Linked DNA regions of Homo sapiens: region 1 is linked to region 2. Evidence: chromatin contacts called from ENCODE Hi-C or POLR2A ChIA-PET data. All regions are on one chromosome and are shown on one strand. Each heading gives the region's core, a stretch centred on a gene start or an enhancer-like site at or near the end of the contact. The rest is flanking DNA. Distances are from core to core; before and after follow the strand shown. Region 1 has its middle 24 kb from the start of ELOA. Region 2 overlaps LUZP1 (leucine zipper protein 1).

Region 1 (4,964 bases), core at 2,270-4,769, 610 kb after region 2:
ACTCCATCTCGGAAAAAAAAAAAAAAAAGAAAGAAAGAAAAAGAAAGGGAGAAAACCAGGCAGATCTATGGCCAGTCATAGAAAGAAAAAGAAAGGGAGAAAACCAGGCAGATCTATGGCCAGTCAGTCTCTTTGGGACCTCTGGGAGTGAAAATCCCCGTCAGGAATTGTTGTCACTTTTCTTCTGTGACATCTGCTTCAGGCTTCCAGCCTTCACCCAAGTCAGCTAAATTGCCATTGTTTCATTAATTTAACAAATGTTGATTGAAGGGCCAAGCCCATGCTGGACCCATCGATGTATCGCCTTTATTTTAGGCGCTTTGCTCTAGTTCACTTACTTATGGGTTCACCAACTATTTAGTGCCCCCACCAGGGATATAGAGATGGTTTAGTCACAATCTGTGCCTGCAGGGAGCTCACAGTCTAGTGAGGGTACCACACAATGAAACACAGAGGAAGACAGACGTGGCTTCTACCCTCATGGTGCTAGACTACAGTGGAGGAAGTGGGGAGGGAGCATAAACCAATAAAAAGTGGACAAAAAGTAATACATATTAAGTATAGAGTTACCATTTGATCCAGCAATTCCACTTCTGGGCATATTCCCAAAAGAATGGAAAGCCCAGGAACCAATATGTGTACACTGATGTTCATAGCACCCCTATTCGTAATAGCCAAAAGTGGAAACAACCCAAATATCCATCAGCAAATGAATAGATGAACAAAACGTGGTCTGTCCATACAATGAAATATTACTCAGCCTTAAAAAAAAAGGAATGAAATCCTGATACGTGCTACCATTTGGGTGAACCTCGAAAACACTATACTAAGTGAAATAGGCCAATCAGAACAGGACAAATATTCTATGATTCCACTTGTGTGAGGTACCTAGAGTAGTCACAGTCACAGAGATAAAAATAGAACTATGGTTGCCAGGGGCTGGGGGAGGGAAAAATAGGGAGTTATTGTTTATTGGGTGCATAGTTTGAGCATGGGATGGAAAAAGTCCTGGAGATGGATAAGATGGATACTGGTGATGGTTGCAGTGTGGATCTACAGAATGCCACTGACTGAATGGCATAGCTAAATGTTAGATATATGTATTTATTTTACCACAACACAAAAATAATACATTTGAGACTTTGTCTTGAAGAACATGAAATTTAAAATTATGAAAATAAATTCATTTTATATTTAACCAACAAAAGGTAATACAAATAGTAGTCATATAATAGCCATCATGGTCAGTGCTACAGAGAGTCCTATCTGGTGTTGGGAGAGAAGATGGCAGGTAAACCTGCTCAGGTTAGTGGGGTTCTGAAACCGAGAAGGGCTTCACCAGGAGAATGGCATTTCAACTAAGCCCTGAAAGAGAAAGCTTGGTGAGAAGGGGTGGGTGTTTGTGGAAGACAAGACATTCCAGGCAGCAGGAACAGCAAGGCGAAGGCCAGAAGCAGGAGCGCCCCTTTGGTGGAGTTGAGGAATTACAAGGTTTGTATGTGGAACACAGAGTGGGGTGGAGGTTGGGCTTGCAAAGGATTTTAGGCCCCTCCTAGGAGCAGATGGAATCCATCAAAGAGTTTGGGCAAGGGATTTTTATTTTTAATTGGTAAGCCCCTTGATTTGGTTAAGTAGAAAGGAATGGAAAATAAAGTTTATTGAGGGGTTTCTATGTGTCAGCTGCTTTACCTACCATTCCCTTCTTGGGTAGAAGCCCTGTGAGGTCAGAATTACTAGGAGATGAGTTCCTTGAGGACAAGGATGAGGCATTCTCAAATCTCTGATACTAAGTAGGACACTTGGCTCAGATGATGTGCTCAATAATGATCCACATGGTTGATTTTACAGATGAGGCTCAGGGAGGTGAAGCCATTTACCCCAAGTGAGCAGGTGAGGAGGCCGTGCAGCCTAGGAGCTGTGCCAACCCTAAGCCCATACCCCTTTCTAGACCATGCTACACATGTCACAACCCCAGATTTCCCTGCTGTTTTCCAGAGCCTCTTCCCTGGGTCCCTCCTCCCCAGAACACTGGTGTGTGTACCCCTAGGCCCAAGGGGTGGCCAAGGGGCATCTGTCTGTGAGTGTGACTTTGCACTTAGGAGCTGGTGTGACCCCTGGGCTGAACGTGAGGCCCTGTGGTGCAGGACAGAGACTAAGGCAGTGTATTCATTTCCTATTTCTGCTGTAAAAAAATTACCGCAAACTTACTATCTGACATTTATGGAGGCCAGAGGTCCAAAATGGGTCTCACTGGGCTATAATCAAGGTATAGCCATGGCTGTGTCCTTCCTGAGGCTCCAGGGAGAATCTGTTTGCTTGCCTTTTCCAGCTTCTAGAGGCCACCTGTGTTCCTTGGCTGGTGGCCACCTTCAAAGCCAGCAATCCCATCACTCCAGCCTTTGCCTCTGTCATCACATCTTCTCTGACTCTGACTCATGCTTCTCGCTTTCACTTAGAAGCACCCTTGTGATTATTTTGGGCTACCTCAATAATCCAGGATAATCTCCCTATCTTGAGGTCAGCTGATTAGCAATTTTTATTGTATTAAAATAAATAAATTTGTAATATAAATTGAAATGAGGTCTTGCAATGTTGCCCAGGCTGGTCTCAAACCTCTGAGTTCAAGTGATCCTCCTGCCTCGGCCTCCCAAAGTGCTGGGATTACAGGTGTGAGCCACCATGCTTGGCCTGATTAGCAATTTTAATTCCCCCTTGCCATGTAAGATAACATATTCACAGGTTCCTGGGATCAGGGTGTGGACACCTGGGGTGGGGAGGGGACATTATTCTGCCTAATGCAGGTGGGAAGAACAGCATGTAGGTTAGGGGCTAGTTCTCCTTGTGCCACCACATCCCCAAGAACTCTTAGGAATCTGAGAATGTTAAATTTAAACCTAGCCCCAGGTCATTATGAAGGTATATTCATCGAAGTAAGAGAACAGAATAGGATAGGATAGAGTAAAAACTGTATTTAATGGTTTGTTAGTTTTTAACTTTTAAATATTTAGATAAATGGTATGTGGGCCTCTGTATACACTTTTGCCATCAGCCATGCAAATATTAGAGGTCCGTCTAACCCAAAGTCACATAGCCGGTGAGGAGTCAAATTAGAACACAGATGTGTTACTTTCACCACACAAGGCCCCTCTTCAAGGAGAAGTAAGGCACTGTCTTTCTCAGCTTCGAGGCTCTGTATCTCTGCCTGTTTCCTGGTGGTTACAGGCTATGTGCTCTGGAAACTCCTGCTGAGAACCTGGCCTCCTAGCCCTTCTGAAGCTGCAGTTCTTCTCTCACACCGTGTATTGCCCTATGCGGATACCTCTCATACAGACCCTCCACTGGGCCGTTCAAGTCCACGTACTTATGGGTTCACCAGCTAGTTAGTGCCCCCAGCAGGGATACAGAGATGGTTTAGTCACAGTCCCTGCTTGCAAGGAGCTCACAGTCTAGTGAGGACATCACACAAAGAAATGGACAGTGACGACCACACGAGAGACTCCTCCAGTGATGGGTGCACGATAATCTGGGGCAGATCTGGGGTGGGGTTAGGTACAGGCTGCTCAGAGGAAGTGATTCTCAAACTGAGTCTTAATGAGGCCAGGAGGCTGAGGGCTGGAATTTTGGGTTGGCATATTTATAGACCCTGAGGCTGCAATGGGGCAAGTTTGGGAAATCCCAACTCTGTCATGATGACTAGAACAAAGAGTAAGAGGTGAGAGGGGCCAGAAGTAAGGCTTAAAACACTAAGAGCCACAAAAAAAAAAAAAAAAAAAAAAAAAAAGCAAACAAACAAAAAAAACACTAAGAGCCTCAGCCCAGGAATGGTGGCTCATGCCTGTAATCCCAGCACTTTGGGAGGCCAAGGCAGGTGGATCACCTGAGGTCAGGAGTTCGAGACCAGCCTGGCCAACATGGTGAAACCCCATCTCTCCTAAAAATAGAAAAAAAATTAGCCAGGCATGGTGGCACACATCTGTAATTCCAGCTACTCGGGAGGCTGAGACAGGAGAATCGCTTGAACCTGGGAGGTGGAAGTTGCAGTGAGCCGAGATTGTGCCACTGCACTCCAGCCTGGGCAAGAGACTCTATCTCAAAAAAAAAAAAAAAAAAAAAAAAACCCAAAAAACACTAAGAGCCTCATTGACCCTAACAGGCTGTAGGCTTTATGAGGGGCCTAAATGTTACTGTTCATACTGTGCCTATGTACCAGGCACATCAGTGCAAGCAAGGCACGTGGCACATAGTAGATGCTTAGTAAATTTTTGCTGAAAGAATGAATGACAGGGCCAGGCACGGTGGCTTACACCTGTAATCTCAGCACTTTGGGAGGCCGAGGTGGGCAGATCACTTGAGTTCAGGAGTTCGAGACCAGCCTGGCCAACATGGTGAAACGATGTCTCTACTAAAAATACAAAAATTAGCTGGGCGTGGTGGTGTGTGCCTATAATCCCAGCTACTCGGGAGGCTAAGGCAGGAGAATCGCTTGAACCCAGGAGGCAGAGGTTACTGTGAGCTGAGATTGCACCACTGCTATCCAGCCTGGGTGACAAAGCGAGACTCCATCTCAAAAAAAAAAAAAAAAAAAAAAAGAATGATGAATGACAGGCTAGGCACTGTGGCTCATGCCTGTAATCCCAGCACTTTGAGAGGCTGAGGCAGGCAGATTGCTTGAGCCCAGGAGTTCGAGACCAGCCTGAGCAACATAGTGAAACCCCATCTCTACAAAAAATAAAAAAATAAGGTGGGCATGGTGGCATGCACCTGTAGTCCCAGCTACTTGGGAGGTAGGTGGGAGGTTGAGGCTGCAGTGAGCTGTGATCACACCACTGCACTGCAGCCTAAGTGGCAGCAAGACCTTGTCTCAAAAAAGAAAAAGAATGACATGGGCTGGGCGTGGTGGCTCACTCCTGTAATCCCAGCACTTTGGGAGGCTGAGGCAGGTGGATCACGAGGTCAGGGGTTCG
Region 2 (5,113 bases), core at 1,017-3,516:
GGAAAGAAAATAATGCAGGTTTGAAACCTAGTTCTACTACTTGTGTGAACTTGGAAGAGTTATTTAACCTCTTTAAGCTTGTTTCCTTGTGGTGATGACAACAGTACTTACCTCACAGGGTTGGTAGGGCGATAACATGTCCAACAGGACTGCGCCCGACATAGAGTAAATATTCAATAAATGGTAGCTACTTCTTAAGGGTGGCCTAATTCTTACGGTTGCTAACTTCATGCAAGGATTTTTCACCCTCATCAGGTTGGTTGGTTAAGTACTCAGCATAGTATTTGGTTCATAATAGGCCATCACAAATACTGACTTTCCTCCCCACTTCCAGTAGTGGCAAAATTATAGTGGCTTCAGAAACCACCCAATTCTATTGGTACACCCAGGTTTCACTGTACAACATACTTACCATGTAGGTAATTCAAGCTTTCCGTCAATACTTCCGGCGGCTCTCCCTATGCTTGCTGTTTTGGAAACAGTCACTCACTCTCTTTCAAAGGCAGTTGTCTCTTGACCTGGATAGAATATAAACAGAATGGAAGAGATAGGTAATGCATGAATCATACCAAGACTGAGGTGACCCAGAGGGCTGTCCCAAAGACTTTCACATACAATTCACTGTCAGCAAGGGGCCAAGGTAAGATCTGCATCTAGATCCTGACACTAAAGGAACCTGGCTAAGCTGGCTATGTCTCTCTCAGGAAAGTCAAGAAAGAATTTGGCTGTAGGAGACTTCCCCTTTCCTATAAGATGATATGGTCCTAGGGTAGAACCCACTGTCTTTGCTTAAATTAAAACACCCGAACATTCCTCAACAGTCTAAAAATGTACATGACATCTTACAGCTAGGAAGCATCTCAGAAATCAGCTACAGGTTGAGCATCCCTGATCTGAAAATCCCAAATTCAAAATGCTCCAAAATCTGAAATGTTTTGAGTGCCCACATGACTCCACAAGTGGAAAATTCCATACCTGATCTCATCTGATAGGTCGCAGTCAAAATACAGGCACACAATACTCAGGTTTATTCAATGTCCCCTGGGGAAAAATAAAATTACCTTCAGGCTATATGTATAAGGTGTATAGGAAACATAAACGAATTTCATGTTTAGACTTGGGTCTTATCCCAAGACATGTCACTGTATACATGCAAATATTTTTTTTAAAAATCTGAAATCTAAAACACTTCTGGTCCCAGGGATTTCGGATAAGGGGATACTCAACCTTCAGTTAAATGTCCTTGTTTTACAGAAGGAAACTAAAACTTAGAAAGGGTGAGTCACACAATTATTTAGCAGAAAAGCAAGGATTCTACTAAAAATAAGATGTTCTAGAAGATAGGAAAAAAACATCTGCGGAGTATTTACCAACCCTGAGCACTATGCTTTATGTTTTATATAAGACAATAAGAAGATAATGTTACCTCTACTTTACAGATAAAGAATTTAAGTTTCAAGAAGTGACTTGTCCAAGGTCTTACAGCTTGTTATTAAATGACAGAGTTTAAACTCAAGTCTGTCTGACTTTGAAAGTCCCTTCACCATGCTGGCTCTCATTTTGTTGCCCTCTAGACTCGGTCCTCAAAAGAGCCCTGAACCACCCAATATCAATTAAAACTAAAAATAGAGCTTTTCTTTCTGCAAACTTACCCTCCAGTTTTGAAACAAGCAGGCTTCTACAGGAGAGTTGAAAAGCCTACCATCCCATTGAATCTTACCCCTAAAATTAGAGAAGAGCTACTACAGATGGAAGATCTGGGTCAAACTTCTTGTGTTATCTTACTCTTGAGGAAAATGGAAAGGTAGCTTCTAAGCTAGTGGTAAACCTAAAGCTTTTGTACATGATCTTACAAACTATCCTCCCTTCTTTCATCACAACTGCCTCCCTTACACATCCCTGCAAGCCACCTTGTGACTGCCTTCCAAGACTATTGGTCCCTTTAATCCAACTTCCACACCTCCACCAAAACATGCACACATGCACACATACCTGCACCTGCGCGCATGCATGAACGCGCACACATACACACACACACACACACACACACACACACCCATCCCTGCCTCTATCTTCCCAGAGAGCAAGGCGGCTAGAATTACAATGGACAAATAATGAGAGTTTTTTAAAAACAGCTTAAAAGATGAGGGGAACAGTAGTAACTCAAGCCTCAAGAGAATAAAATTTGAAAAGAATTTTTTTTTGTAGTGATGGGGTCACACTATGTCACCCAGGCTGGTCTGAAACTCGTGACCTCAAGCAATCTTCACACCTTGGCCTCCCAAAGAGAAGAGTTACTGATAGTATCGGCCAGGCACGGTGACTCACGCCTGTAATCCCAGCACTTTGGGCGGCCAAGGCGGGCAGATCACCTGAGGTCAGGAGTTCAAGACAACCCTGGCCAATATGGTGAAACCCCATCTCTACTAAAAATACAAAAATTAGCTGGGCATGGTGACATGTGCCTATAATCCCAGCTACTCAGGAGGCTGAGGCAAGAGAACCTCTTCAAACCAAGAGGCGGAGTTTGTGGTGAGCCCAGATCGCGCCACTGCACTCCAGCCTGGGCGACACAGTGAGACGCTGTCTCAAAAAAAAAAAAAAAAAAAAAGTTACTGATAATAAAAACAGCTAGAAAATAAGTATAAAAAAGGATCTAGGCCAGGCACAGTGGCTCATGCCTATAATCCCAGCACTTTGGGAGGCCAAGGCAGGAGGATTGCTTGAACCCAGGAGTTCAAGAACAGCCTGGACAACAACAAAGCAAGGCCCCCATCTCTACAAAAAAAAAAAAATTTTAATTAGCTGGGCATGGTGATGCACACCTATAGTCCTAGCTACTTGGGAGACTGAGACGGGAGGATCACCTGGAGCCCAGAAGTTTGAGGCTGCTGTGAGCCACAGTTGTCCTACTGCACTCCAGCTTAGATGACAGAGTGACGCTCTATATTTAAAAATAATTTTAAAAACGATCTATACCAAGGCGGCACCCAAGAGATAGCTTAGGTGGATGTGGGGGAAGCTTTAGCTCTCCACCCTCTGCTTTTAAAAAATAATCAATGGAAGTTAAAGTAAGTGTGATTGGTATTCAAATAGTTTTAGGACAGTTCCACAGACTTTCCGTCCTACCCCATCACCACCTGTCTCTTTCCCCCTCCCCACCCACCTTACACACACAACACCCACACACAAACACCGCCCCCCCACACACACACTCATCTTCTTCTGCATAGCCTAAAACCTCTCCTACATAAAAATTCTGAACTCTAAGAAATGGTCACATAAATCTGGTCTATCTCCCCTAAGGTCTCTGCAGCCCTAACAGTGATAGCAGCGCCCCTGCTAAAATCTACTGTCCCAGCACCTACCACCTACTGCCAAATTTGCTGACATGTTACTAAGGCCCAGGGGCTTTTCTCTTCAAAACAAGACAGAATGCACTGCCAAAGGGAAAGAGGAACTCCAGCTAATCCTGATTTGTTTTCAACTGTCTACGTTCTCTCATATTTCTAAGGGGTAGAAGTAAGCAGTAACTGATTTCTTTCTTCTGAATGCCATTTACTTCTTGCTTCCTCAGCGTACTTGCCCTCTGTCCCCAAAACAAGAGGATGACTGTAAACATCCTCAAATTCCTTAGTGATGCTGCTTCAGAGAGCTTTCCACCATGACAGATCCATCCTCATCACTTCCCTCAAGCATCTCTTCTGGCACTTATTGTTTCTGTTACTGTTGGTGGTGATAGTGGTGGTAGTATGTGTGTACGTGTCTGTCTGCCTAGAAGCAGAGACTGAAGGATCCTTACAGATCACAGAGTCCAACCACCTCCTTTCCCAGAGGAGCAAGTGGGTCCCAGAGAGGAAAGGAGACTTGCCCAAGCTTACAAAACAAGCTCAAGTGAACATTTTTGTCCCCCAAACACTTTGATAATAGATAAAAATGTCAGTAAGAAATTCTGCTTTCAGTATGACCCTCCCACAGACAACAACTATACTCTGGATAAAACACAAAAACTATCTGAAGTGAACAAGGGCTGGCAGATTTTGAAAATAAGTTGAAAGTTGGAAGAAAGGGCTGACATGGAATGAACTCCTCATTTTTGGATCTCTAGCCTGAGGCTGGTCTAGCTGAAGTTCCAATCAAAAAACAAACCCTAGGCTTTCTGTCCTGAAGAAATAGCCCAGAGCAGCCACAGATCATGGAAGTAAGAAAAAAAAGAGCTAGAAAAGGAGAGTCTCAGGTTCTGTGTGTAAATTCTACCCAGTCTCTGGCTGAACCCTGAGCCATGCAAGCATAGGGCAGAATCCAAAGACCTCAGTTAAAGAGAAAAGAACTGAACTGAAATTTGAACTGCGACCCACTGCAGGTGTGACAGAGTTTGCAGTTTTGAGTCTGAGTTATTGTCTACTAAATTAAAAACATCAACAGAAACCAAAGTCTCCACAATACAACATTCACAGTGTGAAGAATACAATTCCAAATTACATAAAGAACTAGAAAAAGCATCTGGACACGGTGGCTCATGCCTGTAATCCTGGCACTTTGGGAGGCCAAGACAGGAGGATCATCTGAGCCCAAAGTGTTTTTGAGACCAGCCTGGGCAACACAGTGAGACACTGTCTCTACAAAAAATGAAAATAAATTTAAAAAAATTAGCCAGGTGTGGTGATACATGCCTGTGGTCCCAGCTACCTGAGAGGCTGAGGCAGGAGGATCACTTCAGCCCAGTAGTCAAGGCTGCAGTGAGCCATGTCCACACCACTGCACTCCAGCCTGGGCGACTGAGTGAAACCCTGTCTCAAAACAAAACAAAACAAAAACAAACAAACAAACAAAAAACACCTAGAAAAATTAAACCCATTTGCAATTTGCAAAGGAAAAGACAATCAGCAGAGGGCAACTCCAAGACAACCCAGATGCTGAAATTCTCAGACAAAGATATTAACAGAGCTATTATAACTAAGATCAATGAGGTAAAAGAAAATATGCTCAAGGCCGGACACGGTGGCTCATGCCTGTAATCTCAGCACTTTGGGTGGCCGAGGCAGGCGGATCACGAGATCAGGAGATCGGGACCATTCTGACCAACATGGTGAAACCCCGTCTCTACTAAAAA

What was found. Hi-C counts contacts between places; a loop is a spot of excess contacts on that map. ChIA-PET counts read pairs that join two places held with the same protein, here RNA polymerase II (POLR2A). Pooled maps may share reads with other maps.
Region 1: a map with no recorded cell type shows a loop between it and region 2 (3-fold over the local background). The contact joins two enhancer-like sites. A Hi-C loop is called at or near these places in 1 of 37 single-sample maps with no recorded cell type and 2 of 50 pooled maps. POLR2A ChIA-PET finds 5 or more read pairs at or near these places in 1 of 52 experiments (WTC11).

Annotation. Positions count from the first base shown.
Region 1 is chr1:23,717,217-23,722,180 of GRCh38, forward strand. No RefSeq gene overlaps it. Among named protein-coding and RNA genes, the nearest start is that of ELOA, 24 kb to the right of the region's middle. Within about 2 kb of position 3,520, at least 5 of the 41 ENCODE cell types and tissues checked have a DNase peak (open chromatin) inside an H3K27ac peak, as active enhancers do.
Region 2 is chr1:23,108,610-23,113,722 of GRCh38, forward strand. LUZP1 (leucine zipper protein 1) reads right to left here. Exons shown (of 4, transcript NM_001395462.2): 2 at 413-518. Among named protein-coding and RNA genes, the nearest start is that of LUZP1, 58 kb to the right of the region's middle. Within about 2 kb of position 2,267, at least 3 of the 41 ENCODE cell types and tissues checked have a DNase peak (open chromatin) inside an H3K27ac peak, as active enhancers do.